Linked DNA regions of Mus musculus: region 2 is linked to region 1. The links are chromatin loops, found by intact Hi-C in ENCODE. Cell type or tissue: heart. All regions are shown on one strand. Links, peaks and the distances in the headings refer to the core of each region. The heading gives the core; the rest is flanking DNA. Region 1 holds the start of Ly6a (lymphocyte antigen 6 complex, locus A). Region 2 holds the start of Ly6c1 (lymphocyte antigen 6 complex, locus C1).

Region 1 (15,693 bases), core at 4,308-12,307:
CAATGACCTGGGCTGTCCACAACAGAAAAAATAAACTGGGTTTTCTGCCGCTGACCCTCTGGATCCCTTTGTCTGCATGGAATGGGTCTCTGGGGCAGGTGGGCAAAGTGTTGGATGGAATGACAGACAGATGCACACAGGAGAGGTTGTGTAGAATCTGAATGTAATTTGTCAAATCGAGCATCAAACTTTTTATACAGAAGAAAATAGGGAAGTTGGGTGACACACTTGCAAGGTACAAAGAGGTTACTGGATCCTTACACAAAACAGAGGAATGCAAACACAGGAACCTGGGATAGAATTCATTGTTAACAACTGGGATAAAAAAGAGCTCCACCTAAGATCCACTTAATCTTAGAAGCCAGGGTCAAGGGCTTCGTGCCCTTGCCATAGTTCCTATTTTAGTCTATTGTATAGTCCACCTTCCCCCTAGGCCATTGTAAATAAGTGTCTATAGTTCTAAGTATCTACTCTGGTTCCTCCTTAGGTCTCAAACTTCCTTCTTCCTAGATAATAGTAAATTCCTGTGTAGGGCAGTGACTTAGCTTTTATTCAAAGTGATAGTGTAATACCAGAGGCAATTCTGAATGTCACTGAATAGGCAACATTCTTACTGAATTCCAAGCCCAAGGTCTGCTCAAGGACTTTCTAGGATGTTGGAACACTGGTGATGGCTTAGCTATGTCAGAATTCAATCTTAAAAGGCACTTATAATAGGATAATACTAAAAGAGAGCACGTGGATCCATTCACAGACTAATTCGGGAATGGAATATGAATGTATGGGTTAGAGAGAATGCCAGACTCCAGGAGGTGAGTTTCCGTGAAACTCTCTGGCTCGTGAGTGGCTTCCAGGCCTCTCGGCCTGTCAAGCTGACTCGACCAAAGTGTGTGGCAGTTTTCAGATAAAGAAGAAGGAGCAGGAGTAGGGAGGAAAGTTATCAAAATGGAGAGTCAGAAATCACAAATTTGTCTAGGTGCAGTCACATAGGCCTTTAATCCCAGCACTCCAGAGGCACAGGCAGGTATTAGATCTCTGTAAATTCAAAGGTAGCCTGGTATACGGAATGAGTTCTAGGACAGTGAGACCCTGTATCAAAGATTTCCCAAAACAAAATCAAAGAACAATAAGGAAAACATTTTGTCAAGCTTTATCTAAGCACTATATAACAGCTACATTTTCAACCATTTTTATGAATAGTTGACCCCCACATGCTTGTAATTTCTACAGAAGAAACACTCTTTGCCTTTGCATCCTATTTGAGTCTGGGGTCTTCCTTCAGTGATTCTCAGACCCTAACACTATATGGTGTGTCTGCTTGCTTAAGCTCACCTGCAATAAAACAGCTCTCTGAAACCCCTCCTTCTCCTCACTGAAGGAGGCAATGAACATAAAGTGAGAAATCGACCTGAGCAAACACATACACATGCCTGGGCTTATTTCTCTGTTTCTGTCCTTCCTTCCCTGGGATGTTAGACTACTAACTCTTAGGGGGAAGAGCACTGGCTAGCCTGGTCTATAGAGCAAGTTCCAAAATAGCCAGGACTACACTGAGAAAACCTGTCTTGAAAAAACAAGAGGTAGTGGGAGAGAGGTTACATACACATAATAAGAAGCTCTGCTTCACCTGAAGAAACAGCTTTCCTAAGGTGGGCCTATGCAAAGCCCTTACCCCTGCCCTCCTTCCTGTACTTGGTATTTTAAATTTTAAGGATAGGCAACTGTTGGTAGACAACTCCTAGCAGAAAGCAGCTATCATCTCTGCAGCCATCTCAGGCTATTTACTTACAGGTTGGTACTTTTTCACTGTGTCGATAGACTTGCTTTCCTAGCATGGTGTTTTTGCAAGCAGCCCATCACAACTGAACACACTCTGAAAACATCTTATTTTTCTCCTATACATCCTGGACTTGTGGTTAAGTATCTCCAGATGCACGTCCCAGTGTGTGCATATATACCCATAGTTGCCTTCCAATAAACAAGACTTGAGACTTGATCAGATAGCTTGTCTCATCTCCATTCTTCATGTCTCTTGCCCCTCCATCCCCATTCTCTCCCTTGCAGACCCCATTGACTAACCTGCGGACCAGGTTAGTCTTTTTCCTTTTGGAAAATTAGGGTATTGCCAGGGAAACAGACGGTGTGGTCCAGAATTGATCAAAAGAGTGGGGGTATCCCTAGAGGCTTCTTAGCCTGCCAATATCATTTCTAATATTTAAAGAGGGGAGGGGAGGTTGACATAGCCAGAGGAACTGAGTAGAATCCTCCTTCAGGCAAGAGATTCCTTAATGCCAGCAGGCAGCACAGCAACAAGTTACAAGTTTTGGTCTTCTCAGACAAAGTGCCTTTGTAGTCTTAAGGGTTTTGTTTTGTTTTGTTTTGTTTTGTTTTGTTTTGTTTTGTTTTGGGGATGGAGGGAATCCCAAGCCAAATGAAGGATGGTAGAGCATTGCCCATAAGCCAAGCAACTCTCAGAGAGCACCACTCCAATGCCTCTCCATGTTTCTTTAGTGTCTCCTTTCTGCATCCCCCCCTTCGCAGTGGAATATTCTAACGCTACCTTGCATGGTTCCTCCTCAGACCCGGGTCTATCTTTTAACCAAAACTTACAGGAGATTCCCATTTATTGAGGGCCTTCATACCTCTGTGTTGCTGTTATAATTATTCTCCAGGTACAATTGACCACCTTTGCTGGACTTGTACTACAAAATAGAAAGGTTTGGTGTTAGCAGTCAGGCATCTTCACCGCCTGCCCCAGGGATCCGCCAACCTCCCCAGTCAAACTCTATTGTGAGATCTGTCACATGGTGTGACTTTATGATATCCATATCTTAGATCAGAACACTTCAGACCTCCTGACAGAGGAACTGGAGGGGAGGGGAGGGGAAGGAAGAGGAGGGGCAGGATCAGATCTTGGGTCACCCCTGGGGAGGGATGTTTTTTTATGTAATGAATCAGGATTGGTTGCTGGAGGCCAAATCTTTTAAGGTCAAACTCTATTTTAGAGGACCTGATCTAAGGTTGAGCTCAGGTAAACTAACAGGCTGGTACCTAGCATTAGTTTCCAAGTTGTCCACAACAAAGCTCAAGCCTAGCTCCAGTCTCTAGGCTAATCTCCAACAAAACCTGCTTTTCCAGGTTACACCCTTAACAAGGCAAGTGTCTCCAAGTTATTCCCCCAACAGACCTGCACCCCCAGGTTACAAGCCCACCCCCCACCTAATGACCACCAATGCAGAGGGGAGCAGAAACTGAGTTTATGATATGATCCCCAGCACCAGCCAGTTATGTTAAAGGCCACAGTAGCTTTCCAATTCAATGCTTGCACATGTACTCCCTGCTTACTTTATAGCCTTGCCCCATAGATATTTGGGGCTCTGCCACCACCAAAACCATCCTGCATGACAGTGGTGAGATGGGGGTGGCCTGGGCTAGCTCGGAGAGAATAAAGACTCTGTTGTGAGTTGCATCAGATCTGCTTCTGTCTGTTTTCTTGGGGGATCACTGACATTTCCCTGGTACGACAGTTGAACAAAATATTAAGGCCCTTCACGAACTCTGTGACAATTTGAGGTCCCAATATGCCTTCGATAATCATGCTTTCTGGTACTCCAACCCCCTCATTGCCTGGCTCTTGTCCTTGATGGAAAGCCATCGGAGCCCCCCTCTTTCTCACCCTATGTATTATACAGTTTCTCAAAAAACAACATACATATAAGTCACAAAAAAAAAACACTTCCTGGTACAATGAACTTCCTGGTACAATGACAAGCTATTCCTAGAGACTAGGCTAACACGTATGACACAGCCCCATTCTTGTGTGTTCCCAAGACAGATGAGGGACAGTAGAGCATTGACTGTTGTGCTTAGAAAATGAAAAGAAGCCCGGAATGTGTTTGGTGGAGGCAGCTATGATGAGGGGGAAGGGGGTGCCACTGAGGCCCATGCTGAGGCATTCCTTTCCCCTGAGGTAACAGACATATGATGTGTAGAGTATAGAATAGCTTTTACTTAGGGCATGGGGAGGGGATTTGTTGTCCTTAGTGGAGATAGAGAAAGTGGGGGGGGGGGGGTAGAGGCCATGTGGAGAGAGAGGGAAAAGAGAATGGGGAGAAAAGGAACAGGGAGGAAGAAAGGAAAAAAGCAAAAGAAGACAGTGAGGAGGGCCCAAGCAGCCCATTTTACAGTGAGTCAGGCATCCCGGGATGTTGCTAGATAACTACAGGGCAGAGCCTAGAAGAAATGCTAATACTGCCTATACCCCTGGACAGCTCTCCTAGAGCACTGCAGGAGTGGGGATGTTCAGGACCCAAATCAGGCTTGGGCCTACTCAACTCCACAGAGACAAAAGCCAAGTCACGATAAAGCCAGTTAGGTTTCTGTTTCCCCACCAGAGAACTCTCTGCTTAAAAATCATGTGACTGGCAGTCTGATAACCTACCTGATACACTTGGAAGACCCCTGACCCAATGTGGCCCTTTCTAAATTACCCTTTTCCTCCCTGCCCCTGATTCAAGCTATATAATCTAGCCCCTTTATTTCAATAAAGGAGGTAACCTCCAACACAGTCTTTTGAATCATTTATGCCTACCATCCCTGCAACACCCTGCTCCCAGCTGCTCTGCATCCCAAGACCACAGCGCATGGGGGAGGGGCAAGTGGCATTGGGAGGAAGTACACTTAGTTAAAATGAAACCTGTGCTTTATGACTCTTGGTAGTGAGGAAAAAATATGTGACCCTGGCTAGTTAACACAGGTCATTCATTCTCTGAATAGGGGCATGGGCTTGGCTAAGGTTTGACCTATTGAGTGTGAGAATAGTCAGGCTTCAAGGTGAACTGGAAGGCAGGAGAGAGGGCTGGGTGTGTTTTTGTCTTGCATGAAGACTTCTCTGCAGAGGGCCTGGCTTCTCTAGCACAAGCCTGGCAACATCTGGTACCTCTAACTCTAAGATTACTCAAGTACACTGTAGCCCTCTCCCAGAAGAGTTAATGTGAGTGGTCTGTCAGTAGAATGGGCAGGAGTCCACCACTAAGGGAAGCTAGCTCCCCAACAATGGGGCTGGGTGGAAACTGGAGGACTCATGAGAATTCCTAGTTTAAGACTTTTAGAGAAACAGTGCACGGCACTGTGGTTATATGGCCTTTCCCTCCAAAGAGAAGGTGATGGCCCCGTTGTCATCCTGGAGTAGGGATAATGTTGGCCCAGGAGCCCTGGCAATAAATAGAGTCAGAAGAGCAAAACAGCAATAGGTCTGTGATAATGGGCAGAACTCTCTATACTCAGAAGGGAGGACTGTCACCTGGGGTTCCAGCCATGACTCCCTCCTGTTCTCCGCCAAGCACAAGTGGTCTCAGAAGATACTAGAATATAGAGGATACAGAGGATTTACTGAAAGAGGGACTCCGTGTACTGCTTTTATGATGGGGTGAGATTTGGTGGTGACTAAGCTGCTCAGAATTTATGCATATTCCTGTAAGTGACCTCACCCATCCTCTGGGGGAAAAAAAGCCTCATAACCTCATTGGGTGGTGACATTGGCAGGGTTTATCACTTGGATCTTTCCTTGCCGCTTTTTCTTTGTTTGCAGAGGCTTGCTGTCTCCTGCTCTTTCTTTCACATACACTTCTTCATGCATGAGCCAATACCGAGCACAGCATGTGACAGAATTAGAGAGACAACATTTCTTGCTTGCTCTCTTCCTCTTACCACTGTGCTGGGTTATGCGGTGTTGGAGGCAAACTGTTTGCTTATATGATATATTATAGGGTAAGAAGGAAGGGGTTTTTAGTGGTGCTCGGGCAGAGGCCATGGAGTGTAAGCAGCCTTCCCTGCTTAAGTGGGGTGCGCTCAGCTTCACTGATGCTGTGGTCCATTTTGGGACTCAGTTGTCCTGTGAGCACAGCTGTTCATTTGCTGTGGTATCATCTCAGGATGATTTCCAGCTCAGGTCTCTACCTCTGTCCAGCACACACAGCCCCATACATCCCCAAACACATCAGACACTGCTTGGTAACTTCCATCCCAGTTGCCAGTTAGTTCTTGCCTCAGGACTCTCACTTTGTGGATGCAAGAGCCTACTGGGGGCTTGCTCACCAGAGCCAGTCTTTAAGTATTTGTAAATTGTTTTCCTGCTTATAGGAAGGAGGGCCATTGGCTCTGAGCCACTGCAAACCATACCTTCTATTTAGACACAGAAAAAAGCCAGGTAGTGGAGGCAGAAGTATCAGCGGCTGTTGTGCACCCCTTTGATAGCTGTGTGTTGGAGCCAGCCTGTTCTACTGAGCAAGTCCTAGGACAGCCAAAGCTACACAGAGAAACTTTGTCTCAAAAAAAAAAAAAAAAGTCAAAAAAAAACCCAAAATAAACAAACAAAAAACACGAAGCTAAACAAAACAAAAACTAGTAAAGGGCTGAGCAACTTGACTTCTTCCCTTGCTTTCTAATTGGCAAGCACAAGTCAACTGTGGCCTCTGGCCCTCGGCCCTCTCAGTTCTCCTGCACCATGGTTCCTCCCCAACTGCTATAAATCTGGCTTGATCAGGTCACAAACAAATCTTGCTACCTCTTAACCAATAAACATGATGGCCTGGAAAAGGTTAAGTACTGAAACCCCTCCCTCTTCAGGATGCCAGCTGGGAGGAGCTGAAGGAAATTAAAGTACTTCAGTCCACATCTGACAGAACTTGCCACTGTGCCTGCAACCTTGTCTGAGAGGAAGTAAGGACTGGTGTGAGGAGGGAGCTGCTAGGTGACAAAGGGAAGAGCCCTCAGGATAGGGCTGGGGTTGGGAGTGTGGGATTAGGAAGGAAGAGCTGGGTGGGTGGTGGGTGAGAGAAGTAGGCAGACATGTATTCCTCAGGGAAAGCTGTGTGGAGGGTTGGAGGGAGGGAAGATCGGATGCCTGAGCTCTGTGAGAGCCCAGGGATGTGATTGGGGGTCTATTAATTGGCTCCAACTTCCAAGGTTTTATCTGTGCAGCCCTTCTCTGAGGATGGACACTTCTCACACTACAAAGTCCTGTTTGCTGATTCTTCTTGTGGCCCTACTGTGTGCAGAAAGAGGTGAGGTAGAAAATGAGAGAGGGGCAGAAGGATACAATGGAGATGGAAAAGGGCCTCAGGGTTGTGGGTACACCTACACTTCCATTGTGTGCCCAGTACCCGAGATGTGCTGGGGTCATGGGATTGGGAATGGGCTTGTGGTGGGTGAAGCCTTCTGTGGTGGGGTGCTTTACTGGGTCTGTAAACCTGTCAGAACCTGCCTTGCAACCATCACCACATACCAAAAGGACACGTGGAGCTCAGTATCTCTGCCACAGAACCTGGCCACCAGAGCAGCCTGTCCTTAGACTCTACCCTTCTGCACTGGCCTCCCAATCAGGACACTGGCCTGTGTGCACACAAACTGGAAGAGCCTTCTTTTTCTCCCCAGATGCCAAGTCAATGGATTTGGAATCCTTATTGCCTGGACTTTGACTTTTCCTTATGTCCCAGCCCATGCCACATGAGACCCAAATGCTATGCCTTCTGTACTCTAAGAAATTCTGAGCTCTAAGATACGCCTATACTTGTAGTTACATGTGTATTGCAGGAAGCCTCATGGTGAGCCTCAGCTTTAAGCTGACTCTGGGAAGTTCTGTGCTTTGTCATGCTCCAATACCCAGGGGCCAGCTCTGCAGGTGTAGGGTAGGACAGGTCAGAAGAGCCCTCTCTATTTGGTGGCCCCAGCATCTACTTACACACCCACTCACTGCTTCAGCGGACATTTGGTATCTATATCTTCCCAATATGGTGGCTGTCTCTTTAATATCTCTTGGGGTGCACATGTCTCCTGTGGGGCTGTGTAGCTGAGACAGCAGTACCAGGCATCTTTAAACAACAGTGGTTCTTGGTTCACTCTTGACTGAACAGTAATGTCCTTGCTCTGACCTAGCAGCCAGCAGCTGTGTGCAAGTAAAGACATTGGAGAGGAGGGGTCTGGGCTAGGAATTGCATGTACTAGCCCTCATGTATTGGCTTGTCTCTCAGCTCAGGGACTGGAGTGTTACCAGTGCTATGGAGTCCCATTTGAGACTTCTTGCCCATCAATTACCTGCCCCTACCCTGATGGAGTCTGTGTTACTCAGGAGGCAGCAGTTATTGTGGGTAAGTTCTTTGTGGCCTATATAAAGATGGCTGAGGGTGGCTTTGGAGAAAATGTCGAGTCTGGGCACTTGTTGTGGACCATGGTTCCCCTCCCCCCAAGTAGAGCTTTCCTTGTGTTGGAGGAGAACTCTTGCAAAGTGGGGGCTGTTGGGGTCCAGGGATGTGCTGGGATGTGATCATCAAGCAGGGCTGCCCATTGGCATTCACAGTGTTTATCATCCCATTTTGTTGCCAGTGTAGTCACGTGATGATCCTGCCTATACTTTAGGTCTATGGTCTCACTGGCTCACTGACAGACTAGGAGAGCTGGAAGCATCTAGTGAGTCTTTGCATATAATGAAGGAATCTGGAATGACTTAGGAATGTTGATAAAAAGAGATATTAGTACATATCAGATCCTCCAAAGTTTCTTTGGTTTCTAGGCATATCCTCAGATATACAAGGCAGGAGCAGCCCCACCCTGCTATCCAGTTTCCCTTCCCTGAGCATATCCTGCCTGTGTCCTGTCTCCTAGGAAATAATTGCCTGGAGAACTGAAAGAGTCTGAGATGCTGGTTGCCCTTTCTGCTGTGCCACTGGGCGATCTTACACTGGGCTGTGTCTTTGTGGTGTGTGCATGTGTGTGTGTCCATAAATGTGGGTACACATGTATGAACATATGTGATGTAATGTATACAAAGGTCAGAGGACATCCTTAACTACTGATCCTCAGGCATTGCTTGCTGTTTTATGCAAATGAGCCTTGGATCTCCAGAAACTGGAATTAGGAATGGTTGTGTGTCTCAGAACCAAACCCTGGGCTTCTGTAAGAGCAACAAGTACTGTTAACTGCTGAGTCATGTCTCCAACTCGTTTACTGAGACAAGATCTTTCACCAGGACCTAGGATTTGCCAACTATGCTGGGTGGGCCAGAGTTTGGGAAGCTCTGTTGTCCCTGCATAAGAAGTGAGTCACTCCCTGATTTCTTGCAGATTCTCAAACAAGGAAAGTAAAGAACAATCTTTGCTTACCCATCTGCCCTCCTAATATTGAAAGTATGGAGATCCTGGGTACTAAGGTCAACGTGAAGACTTCCTGTTGCCAGGAAGACCTCTGCAATGTAGCAGTTCCCAATGGAGGCAGCACCTGGACCATGGCAGGGGTGCTTCTGTTCAGCCTGAGCTCAGTCCTCCTGCAGACCTTGCTCTGATGGTCCTCCCAATGACCTCCACCCTTGTCCTTTTATCCTCATGTGCAACAATTCTTCCTGGAGCCCTCTAGTGATGAATTATGAGTTATAGAAGCTCCAAGGTGGGAGTAGTGTGTGAAATACCATGTTTTGCCTTTATAGCCCCTGCTGGGTAGGTAGGTGCTCTAATCCTCTCTAGGGCTTTCAAGTCTGTACTTCCTAGAATGTCATTTTGTTGTGGATTGCTGCTCATGACCCTGGAGGCACACAGCCAGCACAGTGAAGAGGCAGAATTCCAAGGTATTATGCTATCACCATCCACACATAAGTATCTGGGGTCCTGCAATGTTCCCACATGTATCCTGAATGTCCCCCTGTTGAGTCCAATAAACCCTTTGTTCTCCCAGCCAAGTTCTCCATTTTTCTTTTGCTACACTGAGTCTGCCAAGTCCTGCCTGCCAGTTCACATCTCTGCCCTTTCAGCCACCCACATTACCTCTCCCATGTTAGCCAGCTCAGAGTGGTGGACTGTGGGTCAATGGACTATGCACAGACGGTCTGGTCTCCAGTTGAGTTGAGAAGTAGAACCCCACATAATGTCCCAAGCTGCTTGCCTTCAGGCTAGACTCCTCCCCAGTTACCTAGCAACAACAAGATAACAGCCCACTATAAAAGGGGCTGCTTGGCCCCTCCTTGTCTCTTAAGCTTTTACTTTCCTTACTCTCCCTCTTACTCTAGCCTTTCTTCTCTCTCTCCTTTTCCCCCTCTCTTTCTACCTCTCCTCTCTCTCTCTTTCCCCCCTGCCTTTCTACAATCAAGCTCTAAAACCATAGACTGTCTTCTGTTCATCAAGGCCCACTGTGCTTGGACGATGGTATAGGCTTTCTCCTAATGAGCAGTGCCTAATCTCCCATCAGAAGACCTTACTGTGCTCCAGCCACAAACCAGACTTAAGACTCTCGCCTGCATGGGACCTCTCTCCCTCTGCCCTCCCTCCTGTATCTCTGGGGCCAAGAGTGTTGCCATGAGGCTCCTATTATGGGGGCTGCCCCTGTCCACCCCCCAACCCCCGCCGTGTGGGGTCAGTGACTTCAGAGCCAAGTCTAAAGCTTCAGGCAGTCATCCCGCGTCCACCTGCCCAGAGCACAGGAACTCTGGCTGGACATGGGCTCTCTCCCTCCCACCTCTTCCCCTACACCCACAGCCCAACAGTGTACCTCTTGGTTTGGGTGGGCTTCCGAAAGGGCTGATACTGGGGAAAGAGAGAGGGACATAAAGAGCACTGTTTCATCTGCAGAAGCAAAGGCTCTTGCTGAACCCACAGTTTGTGTTGTGGCTGGTTTAGACTTCTGTTCTCTGCCTGGTGAGCAATGGTTGCACTGTGCCTTCTTTATGTAACCATCTCCCTTCACACCCCCATTGGTGGATAGGAATCCAGGGCCTCATGCGTGTGAAGAAGCATCATCAAGCCACATCAGCACAGTGCACTTCCAAGGAGCACTTGCTTGTGGTGGGGAAGCCCAGGAGATGAGCAATCAATGGTGGGTAGGGGCTGCCCTGTCAGATTCTTTTAGTCCAGAGGTGGAAACCATTTCCTGTGAGGGGCTTTTGGCTTACCTCTCCTGGAATGCCAGGACTCCATATAGTTCATGTAGATCACAACCTGGTGATCTTTTTCTGTCTGATGAGCCAGGCTTGGCCTGCATCTTCAAGTATTTATGTTTTACTTTTCCCAGGCCATTAAACCTTAATCATTGCCTCTAGCTTATAAAATTCATCCTTGTGTGAGATATCATTTGTATTTTCCAACAGCCTAAGTGAGTATCTAATCTTTGGGCCAGGCCAACCCTTACACCTCAATCCACTCTCTTCCTAGATCTTTATCTTGAGCATTGTTTCTAAATCAACAAGAAACCATCTTATGGATGAAGCTAAGATCTAAGTTGAAGTAAAGATATTCAATGTAAACATGTCTTAAGCTTTGTTGTACTCACAGGGCTGAGTTGATCATTAGCTGAATACTTCTTCCAAATGTGTGCTGTGCTTAATTAAATATGGATAAAATAGAGTGATCTGGGTCAGACTTTAGAAGTCTTAGCCCAGCACTGGTACTAAAATTAGGCTCATCGTAGTTTTATTCATACCTCATCCTTATCATTATTTCCCCTACCTATTCTAAAGTCTATGGAAACACATGCACACAAAGAGCGGGAGGAGATGCTTAATTTTCAGTCTTTGTACTTGTTTGTTTCAGATAATGCCCTTCTAAGGAAACCACATACAACCAGCCCAAATCACCTGTCTTCAGTCATCCAGATCATAACCTTGATGGTTGTCATCTACATTCGGCCTCTAGGGGCGCTCCCCTCTGCATTGAGACTGGGCCTCCTTCTGCCCTGACACAGAGCTCAGCTTCCAAAGTCTAAGTCTCTCCCTTATCCTCCAGCTTTGATTATAAAGATGATCTTTGGGACTCTCATTTTCTCTTTTCCTGGCATACATAAGCAGTTTCTATGGTGCAAACCCACCGTATTCAGTTACAAAACTACAGTTGTTACAAAGCAGGAAAACACCAAGGACTTAGATGTGGTGATGGTGTCTTACACCAGAATCCAAGCAATAACAGAGACCCCGGACTTAGGAAAAAAGCCTTAAGCGGCTGTGGTTGTGCTGACCTGCAGTCCCAGCGCTGGGGACAGGCGAGCAGGAAGAACATGAGTGTGAGCCCAGCCTGGGCTGGGGAAGTGGCTCCTGAGGAAGAGCACTTACTGTTCAAACAGGAGGACGCATGGCCATAATCCCTGTGCCCAGGTAGCCTAGCGCATTAGTAATGGCCTTAAGTAATGGCAATCCAGATGTTTACCAGGAAATGGAGGTGGGGACTTCAAAGGAAAGTTGCAGCAAAGGAGCCTCACCTTGCACTGAATCATCTCCAAAGCTGGTAATAGAACAGAACGGCTGAGACTGTGCAGTGGTTACAATGTTGCAGGTTCAGGGTTATTGTAATTTATTTTAGGATTTATTTACCACCCTTAATGGCCATTCCTTGGCTACTTCTCTTCTGATGTAACATCCTGTGACTAACAGAATCTTTAGGACTGCATTTTAACACCCTAGCTTCCTCCTACCAGAAGCCCGTGAGTCATCAGATGCCACCTGGAGCCTATAGCAGAGGTGTCCTGAATTCGCTGTAACCCCTTTACCTGACGTTTTCACTAGTGTGCTTGAAAAGTACCTCAATTGAGGACTTCCTTTGTTGTTACTATAAAAACTTCATCTTATTGATACCTGGAACTTGGGGTTGTTTGGTTTTAGACACTGGGTACTATGGACTGAGGTGCATATTTTACATGACAAAGCAGATCTGGCCTCTAGGTTCTCCTAGCATCCCTCACTCCTTACCTGGCATACCCTGTCCCCCAACCCAGAACTTTCCAGTCTAGAGGCTAGGCTGCCCTTCCCCAGAGGCTCTTCCCTATATATATATATATGTATATATATATATACATATATATATATATATAATCCCTACATTTTGGCCTCTCCTTCAGCCCCCCTTTATCTCTCTCCTCTCTCTTTCTCTCTCTCTTTCTCTCTCTTTTTCTCTCGTCTTGCTCTCCACTTATTTTGAATTTTCTTGCTCTCTCTCTCTCTCTCTCTCTCTCTCTCTCTCTCCTTCCCCTCAGAAACTTCTCTTGCCTTGGTCCTTGGGGCCAGTGAACCTGCCTGAGAGAACCTTTCCAATAAACATGCATGTACATATTTCAAAATCTGGCTTGAATGGGCCTATTTCACTGGCAGAGAAATAACTTATCAGATTTAACCGAAGGCTTTCCTCCGGATCACCCTCATTTATATTTGGCTTCAGGATGAACTCTCTTTTATCCCCTTTGAGGTGAGAGCTGAATTTTTGTGTGAACAGGTTCAAAATTTTCATAGTCTTCAAGGCCACTGTAACAGAAATTATTGGAAGCTCACCAGAGATGGCCACTCACACATTCACACTGAGTGTTAAGCCAATTGAAAGTCTTTATTCCAGACATCTGGGACAACACCCAAGTGTCGGGTATCTAGCTGTGGCACTGAGTGTCTAGAAAATGGAGTTTTTAAAGGGTGAAACTACATCCTGGCATCTCAGGCACAGGGAGCTTTGAAAAAGTAAAGAGTTTGAAGCAAGAGATTTTATCAAATACAGAAGTGGATGCTCACAGTCAGCTATTGGATGGAACACAGGGCCCCCAATGGAGGAGCTAGAGAAAATACCCAAGGAGTTGAAGGGATCTGCAACCCTATAGGTTAAACAACAATATAAACTAACCAGTACCCCCAGAGTTCGTGTCTCTAGCTGCATATATAGCAGAAGATGGCCTGGTCGGCCATCATTGGGAAGAGAGGCCCTTTGGTCTTGCAAACTTTATATGCCCCAGTACAGAGGAACACCAGGGCCAGGAGTTGGGAGTCAGTGGGTAGGGGAGTAGGGCAGGGGGGAGGTACATGGAACTTTCGGGATAGCATTTGAAATGTAAATAAAGAAAATATCTAATGAGAGAGAGAGAGAGAGAGAGAGAGAGAGAGAGAGAGAGATTTTATCAGAAGCTACCAAGATCCATTAGTCAGTGGGGAGGTGGGGTTGGGGGGGAGAGGGAGTGGGGAGGGGTGTTTCACACAAACCAGCTGTTTTACTAAAGCCTAAGGTAAGTTAGCTAGGACATGCTGACCTTTGATTTCTAGAATTAAATCAAGGTAGCTTTCAATGGATTCTCCATGAAGGAGATCAGATTCTAGTTAAATCTGAAAATGGCCTTACCGAGGGCACAAGATGGAGGGACCTCAGCACTGTCTTGCCTGATCACACAGGTGGATAGAGATACAGAGCAAGGGTTTTCAGAACTAAAATGGACTGGCATTTGTAAAGCTCTACCTCACATAAATAACAAGATAAAGAGTATATGAAAATGGCCATGAGGCTGTGAAGGGAAGGATCTAGTGCTTGTGACTGGCCAGGACCCAGCACCAAGCACCAACACATTATTCACATAAAAGGCTCCTGCGAAGATGCTTCCCCATGGCTGCTGAACCTCAGACTGATACACACTGTCAGGTAACTTGCGGAGAAGATCACTATCACAATTTGGAGCTAAATTTGAAACAAGCTTGATTTTTCTTGGGTGCATATGAGAACTGGGTAGTGACTGTTATGTTTTATAAAAAGAAAGAAACCCAGGCAGATGTTTGATAGAGCTCTGTATGGTTGCGGGGGGGAGGGGGGAGAGGTGCCTCTGCAAGCCCATGCTGAGGCACCCCTTCCCCTGAGGTACCAACCACAGGACCGTATAGTACAGAATAAAGTTTATTTAGGGCATGGGGAGGGGGATTGGGAGAGTAGAGACATAGAAAGGCAGAGAGAAACAGAAGGGGTAGGGGGAAAGAGAGGAGTGTAGGCCAGCTGTGAGCACATAGAGAGAGAGAGGGGGGAGAGGAATGGGGAAAGAAGGGACAGTGAGGAAGAGAGGAAGAGAGCAAGAGAAGAGAATGAGAAGGGGGTAAAGCAGCCCCTTTTATAGTGAGTCAGGCATCCCTGGCTATAGCCAGATAACTGTGAGGCAGAGATTAGAGAAGAAATGCTAATACTGCTCATACCCCTGAACAGCTCTCCTAGAGCACTGCAGGAGTGGGGATGTTCATGACCCAAATCAGGCTTGGACCTACTCAACTCCACAGAGACAAAAGCCAAGTCACGATAAAGCCAGTTAGGTTTCTGTTTCTGTTTCCCCACCAGAGAACTGTCTTCTTAGAAATCATGTGACTGGCAGTCTAATAACCTACCTGATACACTTGGAAGACTCCTGACCCAATGCAGGACTTCCTAAAATGTCCCTTACATCCCCTACCCCTGACTCAAGCAAAATAATCTAGCCCTTCTATTTCAATAAAGGAGCTGTCCTTTTAAAAAGTCTTGCAAATCATTCATACCCACCATACACACTGCCCCGGAACACGCTGCTCCCCAGCTCCTCTGCACAGGTCTGAGACCAGAGCCCATGGGAGCGGTGGGAAAGTGGCATTTGGAGGAAGTACACTTGGTTAACATGAAACCTTTGCTGTATTACTCAAGGGGGTGTTGAGGCATATGTGACCTTGGTTACTACACAGAGGTCGTTCATTCTCTGAGGAGGGGAATGGGCTTGGCTAAGGTTTGACCTATTCAGTGTGACAGTCAGTAGTCAGGCTTTTGGCTGAGTAGGAAGGCAGGAGAGAGGGCTCAGTGTGTTTTTATCTTGCATGTGGACCTCTCTGCAGAGGGCCTGGCTTCTCTAACACAAGCCTGGCAACATCTGGTACCTCTAACTCTAAGATTATTCAAATAAACTGTAGCC
Region 2 (15,693 bases), core at 4,264-12,263, 57 kb before region 1:
AATCACCCAGCATGTACATGGGTTTGTGTGGGCTTCTCGACTCTACTCATACCTGTCTGTATTACACTGGTTTTTGTTTTTGTTTTTGTTTTTGTTTTGTTTTGTTTTGTTTAGTTTGAGACAGAATTTCAAGTAACCCATGAACATTCTAAGACTTTGAGGATGCTCTTGAACTTCTGATCCTATCTCCCCTGGCTTTGGAGTCCTGGGATTATAGAATTGCACCAGAAAATTCTGTGACTCTTCCAATTTCATGTGAATTTCAGTAGGAACCACTCCTTGCCTTTTTCATCCCCTCCCTCTCCTCCCTTCCTTCCTTCCTTCCTTCCTTCCTTCCTTCCTTCCTTCCTTCCTTCCTTCCTTCCTGCCTTCCTGCCTTCCTGCCTTCCTGCCTTCCTGCCTTCCTGCCTTCCTGCCTTCCTGCCTGCCTGCCTGCCTCCCTCCCTCCCTCCCTCCCTCCCTCCCTCCCTCCCTCTCCTCCCTCTCCTCCCTCTCTCCTTCCCTTCCTTCTCTCCTGTCTCTCCACCCTCCACCTGACAATCTGAGTTTGAGCCTGGAATCCACACAGTAGAAGAAGAACTCCTTTAAGTTGCCTTGTGACCTGTACACATGCACTTGTTACACGCACATGTGCACATAAACATACACGATTAATAAATAGTAATTATTAATTAATTAAAATATTTCCTATTTTTAAGCCTCAAACACACTTCCATTTTTAGGCCTTCCTTCATTTATTTCACTTCATTGCTTTTAATATCCTAAGCTTGTGCCACTTTGTTTAAACATATGCCTAGGTGTTTGCTTCTTCTCTAGGTTATTGTAAAAAGAAGTGTTCTCTTCACTTCTTCTTGCTCTTCCTTGGTAGTCTATAAAAAACAAAAAATCCCTGGCTTTGTGTGTTGACCTCATATCCTGTATTTTGGCTGACTTTCTCCCTTAGCTCTTCCTATTATTACAGGACCTTACTGATGGAACATTCTGCTTTTCCAGGTAAATCCTTTAATAGAGGGTGTGGAGAGCAGGGCATGGAGAACACACCTATGATCCCAGTACTAAAGGACTTCAAGTTCAAGGCCAGACTGGCTTACAGAGGGTTGGAGGTAAGAGCCTGAGAGCCTTGTGGACAGAGGTAGTTCCTCTGCTTGGCCAGCAGGTGGCATCTTCTCCTCCAGTCTTCAGGTGGTTAGCTCTGCACATCTCCATGCCCTGATCTCCTCTATTCATAGATCAATTGAGTTGGGAATGATCTTCTTTAAATGCCTCATTTTATCTTAGTTAATAGCCCTGTGACAATCCAGGCTAGGTGCTAGGGCTCAGGGTTTCAACACATGTGGCTGCAAATTTTGAAGGTTGAAAAGCTGCTTTAAACTTTCTTCAGTTGTGTATTGTTGTTTGTACTGGTTTTTATATGCTTGGCCCAGGGAGTTGTACCGTTAGGAGGTATGGCCTTGTTACAGTAGATGTGTCACTGTGTACGTGGGGTTTAAGACCCTCTTATTAGCTCCCTGGAAGGCAGTCTTCTTCTAGGTGCCTTCAGAATAAGAGGTGGAACTCTAAACTTCTCTAACATCACATCTGTCTGGATGATGTCATGTTCCCACCTTGATGATACTGGACTGAACCCCTGTAATTAGTCAGGGTTCTCTAGCATCACAGAACTTATGGGTGGTCTCTATATAGTAAGGAAAGTTGTTAATGACTTACAGTTTGTAGTCTAACTCCCCAACAATGGTCAGTAGAACCTGTGAAAGAAAGTCCAAAGATCTAGCAATTATTCAGTGCCACAAGGCAAACAGACAAACGAGAAAATCTTCCTTCTTCCAATGTCCTTATGTTAGACTCCAGCAGAAGGTGTGGCCCAGATTAAAGGTATGTGCCACAATGCCTAGATCTGGGCCTTGCTTTGTCCCAGATGACCTTGAACTCAGAGACCTCCTTGCTTTAGTCTCCTGGGATTCATAGCCACTATGCCTCAAGATCTCCATGCCAAGATTCAGGTCAGAAACTTGCATGTCCCAGCGTCAAGATCAGGGTCATAGAAGAGCCTTCCAATTCAGGATGGTAGTGCATTCCAGATATCGTCAAGTTGACAACCAGGAATAGCCACTACAATCCATCCCTTCTCAACTTGACATAAAGAATGTCTCATGTCCACTTGAAACAATAAGAAGGTCATGAATATGCCTAACATGATACAACTATCCCCTCTATAATCCCAAATGCATTTTTAAATTTAAATGGGCCAATGTCCCTTAGGAACATTTTTTTGTATCTCAACTTAAATACCAATTGACTTCACAGAAATTGGAGAAAGACAAATGTGTTCTTAACAAAATAAAAGAGAAACATTCATATTACTTTATAATCCTCATTTTTGCCAATTGTTACATGGACTTAGCTGTTATTTATAACTACCTTCCTCTACAACCCATTCTGTATTTCCTCCACCCTCAGCAAGCATCTCAGCAGGCTTAGGCTCTTTTCCTGGAGGATTGACACATGCCTTCATTCCTGATGGGTCTGCATCCTTTGTCATCCTGCTTGGATTGGGCTGTTGTAGTTTTCCATTGACTTTAATCACAGGATATGATGGAACTAAGAGAAGCCCTAAGGGATCTCGTGCACTCCAGACATAATCCTGCTTACATCCATTGCTAGAGAGACAATCCAATTTCCCCATGGTAATCTGGATCTACTACTCCTCCTAACACTGTTATTCCTTTCTTAGCCTGTTGGTTTAATGGCATTAGAAGCCCAAAATGACCAGGGCGTCCATTTCAATGGCATGTTTATTGTGGTTTCTGGTAGGAGCACTCCCCTCTCTGGAAACAAAAATCTAGGCCAGCAGAACCTAGAATTGTGGGGTCAGGAAGCAAAAATTTTCCTAGAGCATCACTAGGAGAGATAGTGAGTTGAACTATTCCCTTCTCCACCCCTAGATTCCTACACCCATGGATCCTGGCTGTAGGAGAAGTGTATCATATGATGCTGATTCAAACCATATACTGCTTTCTGAAGAACTCTGCCCCAGCCCTCCATGGTGCTGCTACATAATTGATTAGACCAGTAGCTTACAGATGATGGGGAAAATAGTAAGACCATGGATTCCGTGATCAAACACCCACTGTCATACTTCTCTGTCTGTGAAATGAGTTCCTTGGTCAGAAGCAATACTGTGTTGAATACCATGATGGTGTATGAGCGTTCTGTGAGTCCACGGATCGTGGTCTTGTCAGAGGCATTATTTGTAGGAAAGGCAAATCCATATCCACAATAAGTATCTACCCCAGTAAGAGCAAAACATTGGCTTTTCCTGGAGGAAGTGGTCCGATGTAGTTAACCTGCCACCATGTTGCTGGCAGGTCACCTCAAGGAATAGTGCCATATCTGGGGCTCCATGTTGGTCTCTGCTGTTGGCAGATCTGGAAACTTCTGGCAGCAGAAGCTGTAGCCAGGTCAGCCTTGGTCAGTGGAAGTCCATGTTGTTGAGCCCAAGTACAACTTCCATCTCAGCCACCATGGGCACTTTGTTCATGTGCTCATCGAGCAATGACAGGGATGGCTGGAGAAAGAGCCTAACTGTCCACTTGATTATTGAACTCCACATCAGCTGAAGTCACCTTTTTGTGAGTATTTACATGGGAAACAAATATCTTCACATCTTTTGTCCATTTGGTGAGATCTATCCACATACTTCTTCCCCAAATGTCTTTCTCACCAATTTTCCAATGGTGATCTTTACAAACCCCTGATCATCCAGCCAATCCATTGGCTACAGCCCATGAGTCAGTGAACAATTGCACATCTATCCATTTCTTCTTCCAACCAACCTGTAATACCATGTGTACCTTCCAAAGTTCTGCCCACTGTGAAGATTTTCCTTCACCTGTATCTTTCAGGGTTGTTCTGGAATGGGGTTGTAATGCTGCAGCTGTCCACTTCAGGGTGGAGCCTGCATAACATGCAGAGCCATCAGTAAACCAGGTCCTAGTATTCACTTCCTCAGTCAGCAGATTGTAGGGAACACCCCATGAGGCTATAGGCACATGCTTGATAGCAGATGGCATTGTAACAGGGGTAGAAGAAACAATAGGCATTGGAGCAACTTCTTCATGTAATATGCTTGTGCCTTCAGGACCTGCTCGGGCCCAATCATGCACATGCCACTTTCATTTGATAATAGACTGCTACTGTGCATGTCTTACTTTATGACTTGGAGGGTCTGATAGCACCCAGCTCATGATGGGTAGTTCAGGTCTCATGGTAACTTGGTGTCCTATTGTCAAACATTCAGTTTCCCCTAAGGCCCAATACAGGCCAAGAGCTGTTTTTCAAAGGGAGAACAGTTGTCTGCAGATGATGGTAGAGCTTTGCTCCAAAATCCCAAAGGTCTCTTCTGTGATTCACCTACAGGGGCCTGCCAGAGGCTCCAAACAGCATTGCTATCTGCCACTGACACCTCAAGTACCATCCAGTGTGCTGGGTCATATGCTCCAAGTGGTAGAGAAGCCTGCACAGCAGCCTGGACCTGTTGGAGAGCCTTCTCCTGATCCAGGCCCCATACAAAGCTAGCAGCTTTCTGAGTCACATGATAAATGGGCTTGAGCAACACACCCAAGTGAGAGATGTCCTGTATCCAGAATCCAAATAGACCCATGAAATGTTGTGCTTCTTTCTTGGTGGTGCGAGGGGCCAGGTGCAATAAATCATCTTTCACCTTAGAAAGAACATCTCTGCATGTTCCACACCACTAGACTCCTGAAAATTTCACTGAGGTAGATGGCCCTTGAATTTTGGTTGGATTTATTTCCCATCCTCTGATATGCATATGTGTTACCAGTGAGTCCAAAGTGGTTGCTACTTCCTGCTCACTTGGGCCAATCAGCATAATGTCATCAATATAGTGTACCAATGCAATATTTTGTGGAGGACACAAAGGGTCATGATCCCTTCTAAATTATGACACAGGGCAGGAGAGTTACTATATCCTTGAGGCTAAACTATAAAGGTATAACTGCTGGTCTTGCCAACTGAAAGCAAATTGCTTCTCATGGTCCTTAGGGACAGGTCCTGTGAAGAAGGCATTTGCTAGATCAATAGATGTATACCAGGTACCAGGAGATGTGTTAATTTGCTCAAGTAATGAAACTACATCTGGTACAGCAGATGCAATTGTAGTTACTACCTGATTTTCTATAGTCAACTGCCATTCTCCATAATACACGTCTAATGCTCTGGCCAGATAGGAGAGTTAAACCGAGATGTGGTGGGAACATCTTTCAAGTCCTTGATAATGGCACTAATTTCTGCAATTCCTCCAGGAATACCATGCTCGTTTTGATCACTATTTTCTTTGGTAGAGGCAACTCTGAAGGCATCCATTTAGTCTTTCCAAACATAATAGCCCTTACTCCACAGGTCAGGGACCCAATGTGAGAATTCTGCCAATTTTTAAGTATATCTATTCCACTTATACTTTCTGGAACTGGGGAAATGGCCACAGGATGTGTTCTCGGAACTACTGGACCTACTGTGAGTCGGACATCAGTCAAAACTCCATTAATCATCTGTCTTTCATTACCCTCTACTTACAATGGAGGGCCACCCTATCCCTCTTTTTTTTCTTAGACAGGGTTTCCCTGTATAGCTCTGGCTGTCCTGAAACTCACTCTATAGATCAGATTGGCCTTAAACTCACAAAGATCTGCCTGTCTGTGCCTCCTGACTGCTGAGATTAAAAGTGTGTGCTACCTGACTAGCTGAAAGTTTTAGGAATAAACTCCAGACTCATTGCAAAGTTTATATAAGACAGTGGAGCAGTAAGGTCAATCACCAAAGAAAAAAACACAAAACAAACAAACAAGAAAACAGTCAAGTCATCCCATAATTCAGGGAGGTGACAAAAGGTGACCAAAACAAGTTATTGTCATGGGGTGGGGCCGATCAGGATCCAGGAAACAGAGCCAGACTTATTTTTTTTAAAGTCTTTCTTGTTTATTTATTTATTCATTTATTATATGTAAGTACACTGTAGCTGTCTTCAGATACACCAGAAGAGGGCATCCAATTTCATTACAGATGGTTGTGAGCCACCATGTGGTTGCTGGGATTTGAACTGAGGACCTCCAGAAGAGCAGTCAGTGCTCTTAACCACTGAGCCATCTCTCCAGCCCCCAGACTTATTTTTAACAATACACTGTAAACGTTTCCTGTCTCCAAAATGGAGTCAGGTGGTTTCTCATTTCCTCCTCCAATTATGTGGTCCTGTGAGACCCCGACTAAGCACTGGACGTTCTCCAAGCTTGTTTTCCCTGATCTCTAAAAATACAGCCAGAAAGAAGCTTTGTTCTCTATAGCCAGCAAAAAGCCTTTTGTTTCTGTGCCTTACAGCCAGAGATGAGATAATTGTAGGAAGACCTACAAGGACATAGAGATAGACACCAGAGAGGAGGCTGCAGCTCACTCCCCCCCCGCCCCCCCCCAGCCCCTCACCAGAAAGGAACTCTAGCCAACTCTCCTCCCAACTCCTCCCAATTCCTCAGCTAGCTGTTAAAAGCCCCCTACTGTCACCACTCAGGGTCGAACTCCCCTGTCCTGCATGGCAGAGGGACTTAACAACAGCCCTGCCCTGGCATGCCTGGGGGCTGTTCTGCTTTGTTCTCAGTCCCAGGCCAGGGCGTGGGCTCTTAAGTTACAATATTTCATCTTCCTTCAATATCAGGTGAGTGGTACTACTCAGGGATGTTATGGAACCTGTAGGCTATTCAGCCTGGAAACTGAGAGGTGTTCATAAGAAGTTGCTTAAAGATTTTTGTGTTTGGACTGGAGAGATGGCTCAGTGGTTAAGAATGCTGACTGCTCTTCTGAAGGTCCCGAGTTCAAATCTTAGCAACCAGATGGTGACTCACAACCATCTGTAATAAGATCTGATGCCCTCTTCTGGGGTGTCTGAAAACAGATACAGAGAATGTACAAGATGCTTTCATCAGAGACACTGTTTTTGGCCATTCAGGCCAACTCCCCTATAGCTGTAAAAATTGTGTACCTTACCTGTATGCTATATTGTTAGATAATTTTAAAAGTTAAGATCACCAATCTTGGCAAGTCTTTTCATATTCATTGTAATTCTTGTCAATTAACTAATTGTGTAAATCCTAATTTAGATAAGGAGTCTGCTGTTATGATTTTGTTAAAGAGACCTGCTTATGTTTTGCTGCCTATTAGAGTTAGGAAATGATCCTTGGTTTAAAAATCTGGGAATGCAAACTTTGAAAAGGTATCTACGCAGCCTTAGTTCAGCAGCTGCACACTGCTCATTTTGTTAATGATAAGAATAGGAATATGACCCCTCCAGCAGGTCCAGTTATTCGAGGGTCTCCAGGGGGTCTCCTAATAACCAAATTGGGGGGGGGGGGGTAGAGAAAGACGAGGGCCTTGTGCGAATAACGACATGGAAAACATTCTGGAATGCATCAGAGCCCCAAATGTATTAGCCAGGCCCGAGGTTTAAATGCACAAGAAAAAGGGGAAGTGCCTTTCAGCAGGAGGAATGGGGCAGAGGAAATGTACCTCAGCAGGAAGGATGGGGCAGCAGAAAGAGAGGAAGTACTTCTCAGCAGGAGGGATGGGGCAGCAGAAATTTTTCTTTTGGGGCGCTGACTTTCTCAGAGCAGTGCATCTGGTGGCCCGCTTTTGACCCCCTTTTCTTCTCGGGGGGAGAGGCCCAATTCAGAGATCAGGACAATAGCGTCGCCTTAATAGCTCCCAACAGGAATATTTTCATAGCTTTGTCAGAGCAACATATTATATAGATAAAAATATTGGAAGCAAAGATTAACACCCTAGAAGAAATAGTGCTGGCAATAGGGCAAGATATTGCAAATATTAAGACCAGGTTAATTACTAAATGCCATGCTTCTTTCCAATACATTTGTGTTACCCCCTTACCTTATAATACAACCATTAATTGGTAAAAGACTAAAGCTCATTTGCAGGGAGTATGGAGAGATACTGATATTTCTCATGACTTGGAACAGTTAAAGGCAGAAATTTCAGATATTAGTAAAAGTCATTTGGACACTTGGAACATTAATGAATTGGCTCCTGTACTTGGTATTTTAAATTTTAAGGATGGGCAACTGTTGGGAGACAACTCCTAGCAGAAAGAAGCTATCATCTCTGCAGCCATCTCAGGCTATTTACTTACAGGTTGGTACTTTTCCACTGTGTCGAGAGACTTGCTTTCCTAGCATGGTGTTTTTGCAAGCAGCCTATCACAACTGAACACACTCTGAAAACATCTTATTTTTCTCCTATACATCCTGGACTTGTGGTTAAGTATCTCCAGATGCACGTCCCAGTGTGTGCTTATATACCCATAGTTGCCTTCCAATAAACAAGACTTGAGACTTGATCATATAGCCTGTCTCATCTCCATTCTTCATGTCTCTTGCCCTTCCATCCCAATTCTCTCCCTTGCAGACTCCATTGACTAAACTGAGGACCAGGTTAGTCTTTTTCCTTTTGGAAAATTAGGGTATTGCCAGGGAAACAGAAGGTGTGGTCCAGAACTGATCAAAAGATTGGGGGTATCCCTAGAGGCTTCTTAGCCTGCTAATCATTTCTAATATTTAAAGAGGGGAGGGGGGATGACATAGCTAGAGGAACTGAGTAGAATTTTCCTTCAGGCAAGGGATTCCTTAATGCCAGCAGGCAGCACAGCAACAAGTTACAAGTTTTGGTCTTCTCAGACAAAGTGCCTTTGTAGTCTTAAGGGTTTTGTTTTGTTTTGGGGGTGGAGGGAATCCCAAGCCAAATAAAGGATGGCAGAGAATTGCCCATAAGACAAGCAACTCTCAGAGAGCACCACTCCAATGCCTCTCCATGTTTCTTTAGTGTCCCTTTCTGCATCCCACCCTTCGCAGTGGAATATTCTAACGCTACCTTGCATGGTTCCTCCTCAGACCCGGGTCACTCTTTTAACCAAAACTTACAGGAGACTCCCACTTATTGAGGGCCTTCATACCTCTGTGTTGCTGTTATAATTATTCTCCAGGTACAATTGACCACCTTTGCTGGACTTGTACTACAAAATAGAAAGGTTTGGTGTTAGCAGTCAGGCATCTTCACCGCCTGCCCCAGGGATCCGCCAACCTCCCCAGTCAACCTCTCATGTGAGATCTGCCACATGGTGTGACTTTATGATATCTATATCTTAGATCAGAACACTTCAGACCTTCTGACAGAGGAACTGGAGGGGAGGGGAGGGGAAGGAAGAGGAGGGGCAGGAACAGATCTTGGGTCACCCCTGGGGAGGGATGTTGTTTTTATGTAATGAATCAGGATTGGTTGCTGGAGGCCAAATCTTTTAAGGTCAAACTAGATTTTAGAGAACCTGATCTAAGGTTGAGCTCAAGTAAACTAACAGGCTGGTACCTAGCATTAGTTTCCAAGTTGTCCACAACAAAGCTCAAGCCTAGCTCCAGTCTCTAGGCTAATCTCCAACAAAACCTGCTTTTCCAGGTGACACCCTTAACAAGGCAAGTGTCTCCAAGTTATTCCCCCAACAGACCTGCACCCCCAGGTTACAAGCCCACCCCCCACCTAATGACCACCAATGCAGAGGGGAGGAGAAACTGAGTTTATGATATGACCCCCAGCACCAGCCAGTTATGTTAAAGGCCACAGTAGCTTTCCAATTCGATGCTTGCACATGTACTCCCTGCTTACTTTATAGCCTTGCCCCATAGATATTTGGGGCTCTGCCACCACCAAAACCATCCTGCATGACAGTGGTGAGATGGGGGTGGCCTGGGCTAGCTCTGAGAGAGTAAAGACTCTGTTGTGAGTTGCATCAGATCTGCTTCTGTCTGTTTTCTTGGGGGATCACTGACATTTCCCTGGTACGACAGTTGAACAAAATATTAAGGCCCTTCACGAACTCTGTGACAATTTGAGGTCCCAATATGCCTTCGATAATCATGCTTTCTGGTACTCCAACCCCCTCATTGCCTGGCTCTTGTCCTTGATGGGAAGCCATCGGAGCCCCCCTCTTTCTCACCCTATGTATTATAGAGTTTCTCAAAAAACAACGTACATATAAGTCACAAAAAAACACTTCCTGGTACAATGACAAGCTATTCCTAGAGACTAGTCTAACACTTATGACACAGCCTCATTCTTGTGTGTTCCCAAGACAGATGAGGGACAGTAGAGCATTGACTGTTGTGCTTAGAAAATGAAAAAAAGCCCGGAATGTGTTTGGTGGAGGCAGCTATGATGAGGGGGAAGGGGGTGCCACTGAGGCCCATGCTGAGGCATTCCTTTCCCCTGAGGTAACAGACATATGATGTGTAGAGTATAGAATAGTGTTTACTTAGGGCATGGGGAGGGGATTTGTGGTCCTTAGTGGAGATAGAGAAAGGTGGGGGGGGGGGATAGAGGCCATGTGGAGAGAGAGGGAAAAGAGAATGGGGAGAAAAGGAACACGGGGGAAGAAAGGAAAAAAAGCAAGAGAAGACAGTGAGGAGGGCCCAAGCAGCCCATTTTACAGTGAGTCAGGCATCCCGGGATGTTGCTAGGTAACTACAGGGCAGAGCCTAGAAGAAATGCTAATACTGCCTATACCCCTGGACAGCTCTCCTAGAGCACTGCAGGAGTGGGGATGTTCAGGACCCAAATCAGGCTTGGGCCTACTCAACTCCACAGAGACAAAAGCCAAGTCACGATAAAGCCAGTTAGGTTTCTGTTTCCCCACCAGAGAACTCTCTGCTTAAAAATCATGTGACTGGCAGTCTGATAACCTAACTGATACACTTGGAAGACCCCTGACCCAATGTGGCCCTTTCTAAATTACCCTTTTCCTCCCTGCCCCTGATTCAAGCTATATAATCTAGCCCCTTTATTTCAATAAAGGAGGTAACCTCCAACACAGTCTTTTGAATCATTTATGCCTACCATCCCTGCAACACCCTGCTCCCAGCTGCTCTGCATCCCAAGACCACAGCGCATGGGGGAGGGGCAAGTGGCATTGGGAGGAAGTACACTTAGTTAACATGAAACATTTGCTTCATGACTCTTGGTAGTGAGGAAAAAATATGTGACCCTGGCTAGTTAACACAGGTCATTCATTCTCTGAATAGGGGCATGGGCTTGGCTAAGGTTTGACCTATTGAGTGTGAGAATAGTCAGGCTTCAAGGTGAACTGGAAGGCAGGAGAGAGGGCTGGGTGTGTTTTTGTCTTGCATGAAGACTTCTCTGCAGAGGGCCTGGCTTCTCTAGCACAAGCCTGGAAACATCTGGTACCTCTAACTCTAAGATTACTCAAGTACACTGTAGCCCTCTCCCAGAAGAGTTAATGTGAGTGGTCTGTCAGTAGAATGGGCAGTAGTCCACCACTAAGGGAAGCTAGCTCCCCAACAATGGGGCTGGGTGGAAACTGGAGGACTCATGAGAATTCCTAGTTTAAGACTTTTAGAGAAACAGTGCACGGCACTGTGGTTATATGGCCTTTGCCTCCAAAGAGAAGGTGATGGCCCCGTTGTCATCCTGGAGTAGGGATAATGTTGGCCCAGGAGCCCTGGCAATAAATAGAGTCAGAAGAGCAAAACAGCAACAGGTCTGTGATAATGGGCAGAACTCTCTATACTCAGAAGGGAATACTGTCACCTGGGGTTCCAGCCATGACTCCCTCCTGTTTTCCTCCAAGCACAAGTGCTCTCAGAAGATACTAGAATATAGAGGATACAGAGGATTTACTGAAAGAGGGACTCCGTGTACTGCTTTTATGATGGGGTGAGATTTGGTGGTGACTAAGCTGCTCAGAATTTATGCATATTCCTGTAAGTGACCTCACCCATCCTCTGGGGAAAAAAAAGCCTCATAACCTCATTGGGTGGTGACATTGGCAGGGATTATCACTTGGATCTTTCCTTGCCGCTTTTTCTTTGTTTGCAGAGGCTTGCTGTCTCCTGCTCTTTCTTTCACATACACTTCTTCATGCATGAGCCAATACCAAGCACAGCATGTGACAGAATTAGAGAGACAACATTTCTTGCTTGCTCTCTTCCTCCTACCACTGTGCTGGGTTATGCGGTGTTGGAGGCAAACTGTTTGCTTATATGATATATTATAGGGTAAGAAGGAAGGGGTTTTTAGTGGTGCTCGGGCAGAGGCCATGGAGTGTAAGCAGCCTTCCCTGCTTAAGTGGGGTGCGCTCAGCTTCACTGATGCTGTGGTCCATTTTGGGACTCAGTTGTCCTGTGAGCACAGCTGTTCATTTGCTGTGGTATCATCTCAGGATGATTTCCAGCTTAGGCCTCTACCTCTGTCCAGCACCCACAGCCCCATACATCCCCAAACACATCAGACACTGCTTGGTAACTTCCATCCCAGTTGCCAGTTAGTTCTTGCCTCAGGAATCTCACTTTGTGGATGCAAGAGCCTACTGGGGGCTTGCTCACCAGAGCCAGTCTTTAGGTATTTGTAAATTGTTTGCCTGCTTATAGGAAGGAGGGCCATTGGCTCTGAGCCACTGCAAACCATACCTTCTATTTAGAAACAGAAAAAAGCCAGGTAGTGGAGGCAGAAGTATCAGCGGCTGTTGTGCACCCCTTTGATTGCTGTGTGTTGGAGCCAGCCTGGTCTACTGATCAAGTCCTAGGACAGCCAAAGCTACACAGAGAAACTTTGTATAAAAAAAAAAAAAAGGCAAAAAAAAACCCCAAAATAAACAAACAAAAAACATGAAGCTAAACAAAACAATACTAGGAAAGGGCTGAGCAACTTGACTTCTTCCCTTGCTTTCTAGTTGGCAAGCACAAGTCAACTGTGGCCTCTGGCCCTCGGCCCTCTCAGTTCTCCTGCACCATGGTTCCTCCCCAACTGCTATAAATCTGGCTTGATCAGGTCACAAACAAATCTTGCTACCTCTTAACCAATAAACATGATGGCCTGGAAAAGGTTAAGTACTGAAACCCCTCCCTCTTCAGGATGCCAGCTGGGAGGAGCTGAAGGAAATTAAAGTACTTCAGTCCACATCTGACAGAACTTGCCACTGTGCCTGCAACCTTGTCTGAGAGGAAGTAAGGACTGGTGTGAGGAGGGAGCTGCTAGGTGACAAAGGGAAGAGCCCTCAGGATAGGGCTGGGGTTGGGAGTGTGGGATTAGGAAGGAAGAGCTGGGTGGGTGGTGGGTGAGAGAAGTAGGCAGACATGTATTCCTCAGGGAAAGCTGTGTGGAGGGTTGGAGGGAGGGAAGATTGGATGCCTGAGCCCTGTGAGAGCCCAGGGATGTGATTGGGGTCTATTAACTGGCTCCAACTTCCAAGGTTTTATCTGTGCAGCCCTTCTCTGAGGATGGACACTTCTCACACTACAAAGTCCTGTGTGCTCATTCTTCTTGTGGCCCTACTGTGTGCAGAAAGAGGTGAGGTAGAAAATGAGAGAGGGGCAGGAGGGTACAATGGAGATGGAAAAGGGCCTCAGGGTTGTGGGTACACCTACACTTCCATTGTGTGCCCAGTACCCGAGATGTGCTGGGGTCATGGGATTGGGAATGGTCTTGTGGTGGGTGAAGCCTCCTGTACTGGGATGCTTTACTGGGTCTGTAAACCTGCCAGTGCCTGCCTTGCAACAAACAAAATATGCCAGAAGGACTCTTGGAACAAACTACCTATGCCACAAACCTTGGCCACCAGAGCAGCCTGTCCTTAGACTCTACCCTGCTGCCCTGGCCTCCCAGTCAGGACTCTGGCCCATGTGCGCTTAAACTGGCAGAGGCTTCTCTTCCTAACCTGGCAGCCAAGTCAAGTGGTTTGCAATCCTTGATTCTTGGTTGGCATTTGCCTTTTTCTTATGCCCCAGCCCATTTTGTATGAGAGCTGGGTGCTACTCTAAGAGGTCTCAGCTCTCAGATACCCCTAGACTTCTAGTTACATCTGTGTTGCAGGAAGCCTTATGGTGAGCCTCAGTTTGAGCTGCACCCTGGGAAGTTCAGTGCTCTGTCATGCTCCAATACACAGGGTCCACCTCTGCACGTGTAGGGTAGGACAGGTCAGAAGAGGCCTCCCCATCTGGTGGCAGCACTACCTACTTACACACCCACTCACTGCTTCGGCAGACATTTGATATCTATGTCTTCCCAATATGGTGACTTTCTCTCTAATATCTCTTGGGGTGCACGTGTCTCCTATGGAGCTGGCTAGCTAGGACAGCAGTACCGAGCATATTTGAACAATGGTGGCTCTTGGTTCACTTTTGTTTTGGTGGAGGTGACTGTGCAGTAATGTCCTTGCTTTGACCTAGTGGCCAGCAGCTGTGTGCAAATAAAGACATTGGAGAGGAATGTCTGGGCTAGGAATTGCATGTCCTAGCTCTCATGTATTTACTTCTCTCTCAGCTCAGGGACTGCAGTGCTACGAGTGCTATGGAGTGCCAATTGAGACTTCCTGCCCAGCAGTTACCTGCCGCGCCTCTGATGGATTCTGCATTGCTCAAAACATAGAATTGATTGAGGGTAAGTTCCCTGTGACCTATATAAAAAAGGCTGAGGAAGGCTTTGGAGAAAACGTCATGTCTGGGTACTTGTTATGGACCAGGGTTCCCCTACTCCAAATAGAGCTTTTTCTGGAGTTGTAGTGGGACTCCTGAAAAGTGGGGGCTTTTGGGGTTCATGGATGTGCTGGGATGTGGATCATCAAACAGGGCTGCCCATTGCCATGCACAGTGTTCATCATCTCCCTTGGTTACCAGTGCAGTCACGTGATGCTCCTGCCTGTACTTTAGGTCTAGGGTCTCACTGGCTCACTGACAAACCAGGAGAGCTGGAAGCATCTAGTGAGTCTTTGCATATAATGAAGGAATCTGGAGTTTAGGCTAAAGGAATGACTTAGGAATGTTGATATAAAGTAGACCTTAGGACATATCAGATCCTCCAAAGTGCCAGTTTCCAGGCATATGCTCAGATAGACAAGACAGGAACAGCCCCTCCCTGTTTTCCAGTTTCCTGTTCCTGACCACAGCCTGCCTGCCTCCTAGAGAAGGTCTCCTCGATATAACTGCCTGGGGCACTGCAAGAGTCTGAGAGGCTGGTTGCCCTTTCTGCTGTGCCACTGGGTGATCTTGTACTGTGCTGTGTCCTGTGTGTGTGTGTGTGTGTGTGTGTGTGTGTGTGTGTATTTCTATAAGTGTGGGTACTCATGCATGACTTATGTAATGTAATGTATGTAAAGCTAGGAGAACATCCTTAAGTACCATTCTTTAGGCACTGTCTACTTGTTTTATGAAAATGAGTTTTGGTTCTCTTGGAACTGGAATTAGGGATGAATGTAATTAAATCACTCTGTGCAGTATGGAGCCCAAACCGTGGGCTTTTGTAAGAGCAGCAAGCGCTTTTAATTGCTGAGTCATGTCTCCAGTCCCAACCACCTTGTTTATTGAGAAAAGATCTTTCACTGAGACCTAGGATTTGCAAAGTGTGCTGGGGGTGGACAGGAGGGAGTTAGCAGAGAGTTCTCAGGACCTCCTGATTCCCTGCCCCAGCATAGAGATCATGACCAGCACTCCCATGATTGGCTGGCTCTTTACGTGGTTGCTGGGGATTGAACTTGGGTCCTTAGGCTTCCATGTGGCCAGCACTTTACTGACTGAGCTGCTTCCCCAGCACATTGTGTGTAAGAACACCTGTGGACAC

The links. A loop is a pair of places that touch in the nucleus more often than their neighbours do. Peaks named below come from ENCODE experiments on the same cell type or tissue, not always from the same donor. Only the 100,000 strongest peaks of a DNase experiment are listed, where the experiment ranks them.
Region 2: a loop joins it to region 1, with 4 times the contacts of the local background. A loop is called at or near these places in 16 of 42 quality-filtered maps.

The regions. Positions count from the first base shown.
Region 1 is chr15:74,988,906-75,004,598 of GRCm38, reverse strand. It overlaps Ly6a (lymphocyte antigen 6 complex, locus A), which reads left to right and starts at 6,568. Exons shown (of 4, transcript NM_001271419.1): 1 at 6,568-6,720; 2 at 6,982-7,064; 3 at 8,031-8,147; 4 at 9,120-9,722. The coding sequence starts at 6,995. The coding sequence ends at 9,337. It overlaps Gm28068 (a long non-coding RNA gene), which reads right to left. Exons shown (of 3, transcript XR_875428.1): 2 at 2,643-2,702. It overlaps Gm41348 (a long non-coding RNA gene), which reads left to right and starts at 10,152. Exons shown (of 2, transcript XR_875429.2): 1 at 10,152-10,857; 2 at 11,571-12,601. It also overlaps the pseudogene Gm8000. In heart, for the core only: a CTCF peak has its summit at 11,664; DNase peaks (open chromatin) are centred at 8,728 and 11,658.
Region 2 is chr15:75,046,177-75,061,869 of GRCm38, reverse strand. It overlaps Ly6c1 (lymphocyte antigen 6 complex, locus C1), which reads left to right and starts at 13,033. Exons shown (of 4, transcript NM_010741.3): 1 at 13,033-13,085; 2 at 13,346-13,428; 3 at 14,401-14,517. The coding sequence starts at 13,359. In heart, for the core only: a CTCF peak has its summit at 6,053 (motif pointing right); DNase peaks (open chromatin) are centred at 9,239 and 11,899.